Regions from separate parts of the Homo sapiens genome. Here region 1 is linked to region 2. Evidence: chromatin contacts called from ENCODE Hi-C data. All regions are on one chromosome and are shown on one strand. The core of a region is the stretch at or near the end of the contact, and the rest is flanking DNA. Distances in the headings are between cores, read along the strand shown.

Evidence for each region. Hi-C counts contacts between places; a loop is a spot of excess contacts on that map.
Region 1: a loop to region 2 is called in a map of ascending aorta, with 2.0 times the contacts of the local background. The contact joins two enhancer-like sites. A Hi-C loop is called at or near these places in 1 of 168 maps with a recorded cell type or tissue (ascending aorta).

The regions. Positions count from the first base shown.
Region 1 is chr2:216,545,570-216,551,586 of GRCh38, forward strand. No RefSeq gene overlaps it. Among named protein-coding and RNA genes, the nearest start is that of RPL37A, 50 kb to the left of the region's middle. Within about 2 kb of position 3,655, at least 11 of the 41 ENCODE cell types and tissues checked have a DNase peak (open chromatin) inside an H3K27ac peak, as active enhancers do; they include ascending aorta, where a contact is called at or near this core.
Region 2 is chr2:217,101,472-217,108,064 of GRCh38, forward strand. No RefSeq gene overlaps it. Among named protein-coding and RNA genes, the nearest start is that of DIRC3-AS1, 180 kb to the right of the region's middle. RefSeq lists enhancers at 532-601, 3,895-5,094. Within about 2 kb of position 4,405, at least 8 of the 41 ENCODE cell types and tissues checked have a DNase peak (open chromatin) inside an H3K27ac peak, as active enhancers do; they include ascending aorta, where a contact is called at or near this core.

The sequences.
Region 1 (6,017 bases), core at 2,405-4,904, 560 kb before region 2:
CATGGAATTAATTAGTAATTGGAGACTAGGGTTGCAACACTTGTGACGAATGAGAACTGGAGGTGTCAGGAAGCTGAGGGGATGGCTGGAGTAGATAAGACCTCTGAGAAATGGGATGTAGACAAAGGAGAGAAGACCGCTGCGGTCTGGACCTCAGGAAACATCCAGCATCTTGAGGTCTCAGGAAAGGGGAGGCAATGAAGTGGAGGGAAGATCAGAGATGTAAAAGGGGAACTCAGAAGGCAGGGGAAGAAAACTAGGGAGTCGAGAATTTCAAGAAAAAGGGATCAATAGTGCTAAATCCTACCACTACAGAGAAGTCCAGGTTGCTTACGGTAAATGTTTTGGGTATTTTAAAAGAAGAGGTTTAGAAGACTGTGAACAACCCGATGTGTTTATAGATTGCTTACGGGAATGTAAATTGGCCTAATCCAGTTGGGCAATATGTTTCAAAGGCCTTAAAATATGCAAATTTGCTGACCCAGAAATTATTCAAGGAATATAATCCAAAGATATCATAATTAAAGTTTACTGAGTACTTTCTCAACCATACACAGCGTTAAAAGTGGCATTGTTTTAAGCACTTATATTTATTAACATATTTAATCCCTAAGACAACCCTATAAAGTAAGTATTAATAGATACTTTTTACTATGAAGAAAATGAGGCATGTGGAGACCAAGTCATGTGAGCAAGGTCTAACAAGGAACAAGTTATGACACTGGGATTGAGATTGGGAAGAACAGCTGCAAGACCCTTGTTCTTAACCCCCAGCTAGCCTGCTTCTTGAAATGATTAGAAATTAACACAACGGTCACCCTGAGCGTGTTCATCATAGTGTGATAATAACAGGAAACAATCTAAATGCTTAACAGCTGGAGATGGGCTAAATAAAATGACTTCCAAATGAGGGCATGCTATATAGATGTTAACAATCACATTGTAAAAGAACATGCAATGACATGGGAAAAAGTTGATGATACATTTTTAAGTGGGAAAAGCTGTTTTCCATATTTGGAAAAGCCCACATATGAAAAAAAAGAGAGATTTGTTATTATTCATACGTGCATTCTGCACCGGACTGTCTGCACCCCCGCCAGGTACCCCCTCCCACTCTCACCCTGCCCAGCACTGGAGCCCATCCTCATACCCCAGTCAATTCAGGGCAGTTGTCCCTATGTCTCTGGATTGAAGTGCTGCATATTTTAACAAAGAAAAGATAACTAGGCTGCAGGGTGGAATTCTATGCCCAAAGCGTCATTGTGTTTCTCCTCAAGTCATTCCAGGAGTACTTTCTGGATAAGACCGATTCTTAGGGAGTGTTGACTATTGGAAACAGTTGGGTAAAGCTCATAGGAAGAATATTCCGGATACTTGCTGCCACTTAAGAGTAGGTATGGCGGAGAGGATGGGTCCCCCAAATGTGTGGGATTCTGGAAAGTGCCTGCAGGGAGGTTGTCCTGCTCCTTGGACATGGAAGGTAGGCCAGCACCCCTGCCCCCTGGGGTCACCAGTTTTACATTGCTAGCAGTTAAGCCCCAGGATGATTCAGAAGCCCCACTGAGATCTTCTTGGCTTTCTGTCCTGTGCTTCACCCCAGCTCTCTATCCATGTTCAGGCAAAGCCCAGAGCTGACTGCTTAGAAAAATATTTAATTGAGATTCCTCCTACAGTGCCTATTTCTGTCTCGATAAGGCCTTGGCATGCCATGGGTGGCTAAATATATTGGCTGTTTCCTCTCCAATGCCAACCTAGTTTTTTAAATGTTCCCAAGTGTGTCTGCCCAGCTTTCCCCTGAGAGAGAATTTACAGCATTAGCCCTCTGTGACCTAGAAGAAAAAACAAAACAAAACATAGAAGATGTTAACTTACTTACAGAAGAGAAACCAGGAAATTATACATTTGTGCAGAAGTGTCTTCATTCATGCATTCATTCATTCATTCATTCAGGTCTCTCAAACTCCTCCTGAGTTACTGGCACTGTGCTTAAACATGGGCCACATAGATTGATGGAATTAGACATGATCCCTGTCCTCAAGGTGTTCATAGTCTAGATCTACCTGCAGTACTAAGTGTTAAGTATGGAAGATGCACAAAACAGAGCTGCGAGAAGGGTCTGCAGTGGCCTAGAGGAGGATACTCAGGGAATATTTTCCTAAATAGCAGCATCTCTACCTGTTCTAGTACTTAGGAATTGAGAGAATGGGGAAAGCTAAATAAAGAAATAGCAAGAATATAAAGGCAGATGCCATTTATGAGCATGTTACGTTAGTTTGGGGGCAACAGCTTGGGCATTTTTCCTAGTAGAATTCTTCTGTTGGATGTGATATATGATTCTAAAGTCTTAAGTGCAATTAGTTTTTCTTCTGTATGCTTTTTTTTAAAAATAAAATTTACTAGTGCAGACAAGTGTTTCATAAACATTTTTAGAGTCATAGAACTCTTTTTGCAAACAAAACATCCCAATATTTAAGACCAATAACATCAGAGATGCTGTGGTTGAGGCAGGGGTGGGAGATGCGGAACCAGTTCTGGCCTCCTCCAATCTCTGACCAAGACACCCCAGTGGGATTCCAGGGCTCACTGAGACTGCAGTTGAAACCTACATGTTGAGATGGTGCTTCACACTTCCCAGGCTTTAAGCTAGCACCTCAGTGATCTCTCTTCACCTCCCTTTGGGCCTGTGACTGTTTCCTGCCTCCAGGAGGAGTCTGCAGTTGCTGCTTGATAGCTCTGATGGAGGCTTGTAGCAGGTGGTCTTGGAATGCTTGGGATCACCAAGCCTTGGGAGTAGTCAAGTCGTGGTTCCTTTGATGGAAAAAAGTGGGCTATCATCTGAAAGCAGGAGTGTTGGCAGCCAAGAGGATGAGCACAGTCCGGTGGCACATTACAAATGACTCTGGCCCCATTACTCATTAGGTCCCCCTGGAAGATGTTCTAGGGTGAACAGTCCTCATTTTCCCATCTCCATGGCTGGATAACCTCTCAGTTCATAGATCCCTGCAGACACTTCCTTTCAACATGCCAAGGCCTTTAACATCTCAAATGGGCTTTACTCTTTTCAATGTCAAGTAAGGCAAAGCAGCGAATGGTCTTTCCATTTTATAGGTGGGGAAACTGAGGCCTAGTGTAGTTGGCTCTTTCACAAAAGAATACCGAGACTCACTGTTCAGACTGTGATTGTTCTCTCACACTTTCTCATACTCCTGAGAAGTTCTTTCTGTTCTCCAGCTTTTATCCATTTCATTGATGTAAACCATTTCCTCTGTGTTTGTTTCTTCAAATTGTCCAGAAAAATGTGAAGTTGGACTTCTTTCCCTTCTTAACATTGCATAGAAGGCAGTGGAAGGCAGGGGGTCTGAATGAATGACCCACAGGAGTTGTGGTGGATTACCATCTCTGTTAAAAACAATTCTGCTTTGGTAATCTTGGCAGACGGCTGAACAGTGGACATGATGTTCTTAGAGGGAGGGTGATTTCAGTCCTGGGGGTTCTGTAATTCCCCATATCTTAACATAGGGGTTGGACACAAGGCTTTCCTTTGGGTCTGGGCTCAGCCTTTTCTAGCAGCTTTGCCACTGGTCTGGAACCTTTTAGGGCATTCCAAACCCCCACACCTCTCCCCCCGCCATGGGGCTGGCCTGCAGTCAAGCATCTTCACACTCTGCCGCTTCCATCTGGAACTCCCTTTCTCGATTCCTGATGTTGGCTGCCTCGGGGCCTGCTTGCTATTCTGGTGCCCAGAAGCCAACACAACTTTGCCAGCCAAAGCCATGCTGAACTGCATCAGCAGAGAAGGGTGGGCTTCCTTGGAGTCAGAATGCATGCGCAGGAGGACCCATCCATGGTACCTATGACGATTTATCAAAGAGTTCCTTAAAGAAAGTGAAGAGACGAATCACAGAAGATATTTGGAATATACATAATCCAAGAACAGTATTCTTAAGAGCATCTAAAGAATATCTCCAAGTTACCTTTGGGCCCAATAATTTTAATATTCTCTAAGGTATTGACTCCATCTAAGACATGAGACTTTGCCTGGTTTGGAGTCAGATCCTTTCTAGAAACTCTTATTCTCCTTCAAAAAAGGTGGGAGAACCTGAACACAACATTCGGGAACCACTAACTGATGGCTTCAGGAATCCAACTAACACTCAGGAAACACAGGGGTCGAACACACCTCTGGCTTCCTCGGGACAGCTTGCATAATCTCCTCCTTCCAGGCACACCTAGCTATGAATTCAGCTGAGTTTTTAAGAAACATGAATCTGGAATACAGTGAGAGGAGTGGGTATAATGGAATAGAAGGGGAAGCAGGCCCTCCCGCTAAGGGGTACACACTCTCCAGAGGACACACACACGCAGCGCTCTTGTTCAGGCATCTCACATAAACTTGTCCAAAATGGACCAAATGGCTCTTTCTTCTTCAGGCAACTCCCTTTTCTAACTTCTGGGCCTCCAGTGTTGTTGGCATATTTTGCTTGCTTTCCTGACGCAAACCAAGAGGCATCTGTGATTCCTCTCCCCTTTTATCCGCTGCATCTGAGCAGTGGGTGGACTCCACCACCCTCCCTCTTTTGTGGATGCCCCTCCCACTGGCTCCTCCTTCTCCCACTGGTTGCCTCTTGTCTGGGGAGCGGGGAGGCCTTTAGCATTCCATTCCATAAAGCTCTGATCTTACGGTGTCAAAGCTGACAATGAATACCATTTCAAATGAAATCATGGCCACCTGCCTCTGCCTGGCTTTCCAGTGTCCCCACGCCATGACGCTGGCCCTTCCCTGTCACATCATCCCCACCTTTTAGGGTCAGTCTTTTCTGATCTTCCTATGCTCCCACAAGCATGGGAATCTATTTCTCCCTCCACACCTGAGCCTGAAGTGCCAGCCTCCCCACCCTTCACGGCCATCTCTGTGCAGCCTTCCTGATAGGCTTCCCAGAAGCCCTGCTGATAGGGGCTATCTCCTTTATGCCCTGACTGTTTCCGTGTTGACTATTTCCAACCTAGCACCAATTCTGCAGTTTATTATATACTGCTAAATGTTATCTTTCCACAGGTTGTGATCTTTTTGATGGTAAGGGTCTGGTAATGCCTGTTTGCAGCCTCTCTTAACTGCACACAATGCAAGGATGTGCGTATGGGAGAAATTAACATTTGTTGAGAGCTTTAAGACTTTATCTCATTGAATTCTTTCAACCCTAAGAGTTGGATATTTTTTGTCTCTATTTTATAGATGAGGAAACTGAAGCTTGGAGAAATAGTTTTGCATACACAGCCACTAAGTCGCTGAGTTAGGATTTGAAAGTAGGGCTGCTTATGGTGAAGCATCTTTCACTATTCCATGCCTCTATTCCAAAGTGGGGTGTAGGCTGCTCATAAATTGCATTGAATCAGAAAAAAAATTAGACACACAAAGCTGATATATGTTTAATATCATTGCTAGCACTGAACTCATACATGTTTTTTTATATCACAACCTGAAAGCTTAAATCTCAGACCGATCTACTCTAACACTCTTTTTTCTTTTTTAAAGAAGCTAAGAGCAAGTTTTAAGATTGATGTCTCTTTGAAAATGTCTTATTTATTTTTCTGCAAGCGTGGTTCATCTAAAAATTTTGCTTGGTAGGAAGAGGCCTAGGGGTGTGTGTGTTGTCTTTGAACTGGGTGACCAGGGAGGAGGTTGTGATAGCTGGTAATATGTCTCTTTCAAGGCTGGTGCTGCAGCAGAAAATGTTCCTGCCCATACATAGGATTAGATTGTAATCAAAGGAACAGGGTCATGAAACAAACTTTTGAAATGGAACTCAGATGTTGTAAATACATATACCTTGGCCAGGCTCCCAGACGTGAGAACCTCCCCCATGATCCCAAAGAAAAATATTCCATTGTATTAGATTACATTAGACGAGAGAGAAATAGAACACTCAAGCATGGATGAGGAGAATATATAAAGGAAAAAGGAAATAAAGAGGAATAGGCCAGGCACCGTGGCTCACACCTATAATCCCAGCACTTTG
Region 2 (6,593 bases), core at 3,155-5,654:
GCCGTCTCCATTATAACCCCATGTCCTTCCAACCTATCCGTTAGCAAGCCCTGGACCAGTAGGTTTTTTCCAGTGTCTCCAAACCTAATCCCTTTTACAAGTAGTTTTTGCATCTCAAGCTTCAGCTGCTTTCTTTCTTTTTTTTTTTTTTTTTTTTTTCAGATGGAGTTTCGCTCTTCTTGCCCAGGCCAGAGTGCAATGATGCCATCTCAGCTCACTGCAACCTCCGCCTCCCGGGTTCAAGCGATTCTCCTGCCTCAGCCTCCTGAGTAGTTGAGATTACAGGCATGCACCACCACGCCTAGCTGATTTTTGAATTTTCAGTAGTGACGGGGTTTCTCCATGTTGGTCAGGCTGGTCTCAAACTCCCGACCTCAGGTGATCTGCCTGCCTCGGCTTTCCAAAGTGCTGGGATTACAGGCTTGAGCCACTGCACCCAGTCTCTTTTCTTACATCTCTCTACACATGCCAGTCAGCCACCCTGATTTTTAAGAACAATTATAACTTGGTTTTTTATGTCTTAGCAGATGAAAATTTCAAGTTAGGTTGATATGGTTTGGCTCCGTGTCCTCATCGAAATCTCCTGTTGAATTGTAATCCCCAGTGTTGGGGAAAGCACCTGGTGCGAGGTAATTGAATCAAGGAGGCAGATTTCCCCCTTGCTGTTCTCCTGAAAGTGAATGCGTTCTCATGAGATCTGGTTGTTCGAAAGTGTATAGCACTTCCCCTTTCTTTCTCCCTCTCCTGCTCCACCATGGTAAGATGTGTCTGCTTCCCCTTCACCTTCTGCCATGATTGTAAGTCTCCTGAGGCCTCCGCAGCCATGCTTCATGTACAGCCTGCAGAACTGTGAGTCAAGTAAGCCTCTTTTCTTCATAAATTACCCAGTGTTGGGTAATTCTTTATAGCAATGTGAAAACAGACTAATACATAGGCTTTCCTCCTCCTTTTCTACTACCCCTTTGCTTTTCTTTGAGGTTTTGTTTTTTCATATTGAATGACCAAAATCATGTCCCTAGGATGGGGAAAAAATCTAATGAATTAATTCACAGACTGTCAATATCTGACAACATCCAAGCTACCAGTTCTTTAAGTCAATAAAATCTGTTTAATTTTCATAGACTGGTGATGACTAACTCTGCCGTAGGGAAAATTTGGGTTCTTGATTTTTCTCAAAGTTTTTATTCAAGGTTCCAGAAAGTGGAATTGGCTGTGAGAAAGGTCCTCAGGTACTCATTGTAAACACATTTCTGCCTCCTCTCCCCTGCCCTCACCTCTTCTGCCAAAATATTCCCTGTTCAAGGGGTATACTGGATGGTTTTATCTTCACCATTATGATTATTAAAAGCTAATATAAACAGAATACATCTATATGATAGATATCATGTCAAGAATTTTACATACACTATACTCATTGGTTCATCACCAACTGAGACTTTGTACTCCATTATCAGCTCCATTTATAATAAGAACAGTTCTACCTCTTGTCTTAGTTCCTTTGGGTTGCTTTAGCAAAATACTACATGCTGGGTGGCTCATAAACAACAGAAATTTATTTCTCACTGTTCTGGAGGCTGGAATTCTGAGGTCATGATGCCAGTATGGTCAGATTCTGGTGAGGGCTCTCTTCCTGGCATGCAGAAAACCACCTTCTTACTGTGTCCTCATATGACAGGGAAAAAGGGTGAGAGAACTCTCCAGGGTCTCTTACAAGGAAATTCATCCCATTCATAAGGGCTCTCTCCTCAGGACCTGACCTAATCACCTCTTAAATTCCCCTCCTTTTAATACCGTCACCTTGGGGGTTAGGATTTCAACAAAGGAATTTTAGAGGGACACAATTATTCAGCCCATAACACCTTGTTTTGATGCTTAGAGTAACACAGGGAAACTCAATTCAAGTTTAAGAGACCTTGAAAGTTGACATCATCCATCCCTCAACTTCCAGGCAGAATGAAATCCTCATTGCAGAACTGTAAAGGGGGAAAAGAACTTCTGTTTAAAATTCATTAAAAAATACTCTCTAATAAATGATCCTCAGCCTCCTTCAGTGAGTCATTTTGGTGTATAATAATCATCACAATCAGGAATTCTTTTATTCAATGTACAGCCCACAAATCATAAGACTTCCCTGGAAATTTTACTGGAATTTCATCTGACACCTAATTTTTTCCAACTGGGGTTTTAAAATAGGTTATTTATTTACCCTTAGACCCTCGTTTTGTGGTACCCATACCTCTCTTGAACACTTCAGATTATCATTTGAAATGAGAAGTAGTATGTGTGCATATATTCATGTACGTGTGGTTCAGACAGACATTGAAACAAAAGCAAAATAAAATATCTGCCTATTGTCTTTTATAAGCCAGTATTGTTATTCACGGCTGGGGTTTGAATCTTGCTTAATTATTTGCAATTGCCAGACCATGACCTAAGTAGTTGGGGTAAAGAATACCAAGGGCTCTTTTCCTGTAGATGGGATCAGCAGCTTGGTATGTCAAGCCCTAAAGCATCCTGCCTTCACACAGCTCTTTACTAAGTCATCTGTCTTCACATCCTCACCTTTATAATGGGCTGCTTAATAGCTGCTGGGCATGAATAGCAATCATAAAACATAAAGTGCTGTACAAGTATTGATTAGTAATTAATTTCTCATTTTATTCATCAAAGCTACTTAATTGAGAAACTTTTTCCCCACTTATCTAAGCTTACACACCCAGAAAATGAGGGAAGCGTGTGCATGTGTGTGTGTGTGTGTGTGTGAGAGAGAGAGATCTAAGTGTGTATATGGCAGTAGGGGCTGGATTTAGGGCCTCTGGTTTTTTTCTCTCTTTCATCCACTCACCTGATGGCCGTCTATCTCTATGAGTCATGCAAATGGCTTTGGGGCAGTGATGTCAAGGACATCAATAACATTGTTATAAGAAGGACTGATGAGTCTGCATACTTGCAACTGTCTAATTGGTTCATCTAGAAACCAAAAGACTGGGTCCCAAATAGCAACAGTTCAAAAAAAAAAAAAAAAAAAAAATCCAAGGATCCTGAAGCAAGGAGAAGATACTGGGAGAAAGAGGAAAGGAAGTGATTATAGACAGAGCCTAGGGAAGACACACCATTTCAGTAGCTGGAAATCTGAAATAAGAATTGTTTCCTGCTGGCTCAGGCTTTGGACTAGATCTTAGGGAGCTTGGCTGTGAATTTGGTCTTCCTAGAAGGAACAGCAGAGCAGAACTTGAAGGAAAAGTGTCAACTTATCCCGCTCCCTGTAGCTATCATGGAAGTCTAAGCCAGAGAGATACCTGGCTGGGTTGGCTCAAGCTTAGGAGAGAGCCTTAACTTCTAAAGGGTTGACACAGGGACAGACTTATCCCCTGTCTGGATAATGTTGTCTGCCTGTGTGGGGTTGCATGAGGGTATGGAGTTATTTTTATTTCACTTTTTCTTCTCTTAACCACACAATGCTAGGTCTCTTGATATTTTTCCCCTCAAGTTTACTTTTAGAAATTGCATTACTATCTGCTAATCTAAACATATTAATTTCAGCCTGAGGTCTAAGGGTTTAAAGAAAAAATCTCTCTCTTTGTCTTCAGTTTCTTTGTTCAGATTCTTTATTACAAAGACATAATAGTAGAAAGACATCTGTCTGCTGGATCACAATTAATATTTACCCATGGGCACATGTAGCTCTCTATTTTCAGGCCTCCTTCACCTAGAACTGAAAAGATGTCCAGGTTACCCTACAGTGTAGGGCCTACACAACTTATTTGAAAAGGGAAAGATGATTTTCTTCAGTTCATTTAACAAAACACTTTATAAACATTTGTTATGTGCCAAGAGCTATTTTGAAGTACTTTTCAAGTATTAACTCATTTAATTCTTTCAGCAACCCAGTGAGATAGGGACTATTATTATTCCCATTGTACAGATGGGGAAATCAAGGCATGGAGAGATGATATGACTTCCCCCCAGTTGCACACCTCATTAGTGGTGGAATCAGGATTCTAACCAAGGCAGTCTGGCCTGGGATCCTTCATTCTTGACCATCACTTCAAGATGAAGCTCACCCTTACTGATACTTCCTGGTCTTATCTTTTAATTATTCAGGTACTCAATTTTCTTACTCATATAGGGAGATTGTATAATGAGATCTCCTCATTTATTCAAGTAAAGCCTGTGGTGTTTAGCTCCCCCTTGGTTCTCCTTGCTTTGTATTGTAAATACCTTGACTATGCCTTTAGCTCAGGCCTTTAGGCTTAGAGTTACAGGGTTACAGGGAGCTCATAGGGCCCTGTACAACTATTCTACAGAGTTTGAGGATGGATATAACCAAACCTGACACCCTCTTCTAGGCCAAAGCCACAGAAGGAAAGAAGAGAACAGCTTAGTAGTCAAGGGTGCTCCGTCAAACCACATAGTTTAGATTCTTAGAATCTGGTATCATCTGTGCCACCCTTGCTGAGTCACTTCCCGGCAGTCCCTGCCTTCTTATGGGCTGGAGCTTGGTCTTAATCATGAGGAATTTCAGCAGGAATGGATGTCACCAGCTCCTTATACAGTCACAAAACCACTTCTGTTGGGTTCAGAGCCATGGAGCATCCACACAGCATTCCTTCCTGCCTGTCAAGCTTCAGAAGTTTCCATGGCTTCCCCAACACCCAAAGGAAGAGGAGAGTAGAGGAAAACGGAAGAAAGGGAAGACAGAAGAAGAGAGAGAGGGGACAGAAAAAGAGGGGGAAGGGAGAAGAGAGGCAAGGATGGGAGGAAGGAAGGAAGGAAGGGACGGAGGGAGGGAGGAAGGAAGGGAGGGAAGAAAGGCTTTTCATTAAGCCTCAGATCAACCAACCTCTGGCCTGCTCTTCCTGATTCCTCTGCAATAGGTGTTCCACGTGTTGTACTGTAAAACTCACTTCCAACTTCAGCATTCTTCTGTTGTTTAAGGCCTTCTGTGACCTCTGATTTCCCCAAGTTCAAGTCCAAACTCCTAAGCATGGGTCACAAAGTTCTTTATAATCTGGTCCCCATTTTTCCTTTCTATTTTGCCTCTCTATCCTTTCCATATTCCCATTTTCTCCCTTCCCTCCTCTTCCCTCCCTTCCTCTCCTCTCCCCTCCCTTTCCTCTCTCATTCTGCCCATCTACCCTGCACCCCCTTTCCCTGCCTGCCTTCCTCTTCCCACCTTCTTCTTTTCTTCCCTACCTCTACCTTCAATAATATTAACCTGGTTGTAATTCTCTAAAACACAAATCTTCCCTCTTGCCTCCTGATCTTTGCTCAGATCTTCCCTTTGCTTGGAATCTTTTCCCCTGTTCCCGCAATCGGATGACTAACTGCCACTTAATCTCTAAAACCCAACCTAGTTTTGCTCCAAGGATACTATTCCCTGGCCCTACCACAGCGCCTCCTGTCTACCCTACAATGCAACAGCAGGCCTCATAGTATTTTACTCTCCACCTTAATGTTCTTCTCTCCCACAGGACCATAATCTTCATAAAGGGGTCATGTCCTTGACAAATTATCTCTGCAAAGCACACTATGTGGTACATGGAAGATACTAGCAAAGATTTGTCGACAGATGACATCAATAGTGTATGGCAGTGTAAACTGGGGCCCATTCCTAACAAAGAGTCTTAATATAATTTCCTCGGGTATCACACTGGGGGTGAGAGCCAGAAAAGAGGTCAAGTCATTTGAAGTCGCCTGTACAGAACATGTAGCTATTCAGATTACAGCCGGGACTAGAACCCAGCCCATTAAGCTGCAAGCTTCTCAAGGATGAGAAACACATCTTATTAATCCTGCAATTCCAGTGCCTACCATCATGTCTAGAAAGTAGAAGGTGCCTAATGAATGAATGCATGAGTAAGCTGTCACCCCGTTCTTTCTACTGCCTCGGACAATGTGGAAAAGCAACTGTGGCATTACATTGGGGTTGATCACTCTAGACAACTAAACTAAATAATTAGAGCTCTACCATCCAGATTAGGATGTGAATTATCTGCCATCGAAATTTACTGGTTAAGCTGAAAATTATCAAATTGCTTTGACTTTGTGCAGTATAAATGTAAACTGCATTTACTTCCTGAATTGATGGGTTGCATACAAAAGTGGCCCAGATATAGTATTACCACCATGTCCACAGAAAGAGGCTGCTGCTATTTTTAAAGTTCCCCTAGAAAGTAGATGATATGATCCCCCTTGCTTATTCATTCTGATGTCACTCAGACCTCTAGGGAGGAAAGTTCCTCTTTTCATTCTACTAAAATTGCTCCTACCTTGTATTTGGAATGTTTCTCCCTACAGGTCAGATTACAGATGATAGGAAGGCTTCTGATATTGAGCCATCACCCCAGTGTTTGCCCGTGTTCCTGGCTTAGTAGACAGTATAGATGAGAGACAATGAATGTCTGTGTGATGTTAATTTAACACGGACTCCAGCATGTAAGCCTGGACTGGTTAGCACTGCCACTGAGGCAGCATCTGATGGGTTGCAGAGGAGCTGCATAATGTAATATTTTTTAGTACAAACTTCAAAAAGTGACTCTGAAGTAGTCAGACTGCAAGGGCTTCCAATTTTAGCTTTCTACCTAAGTAAC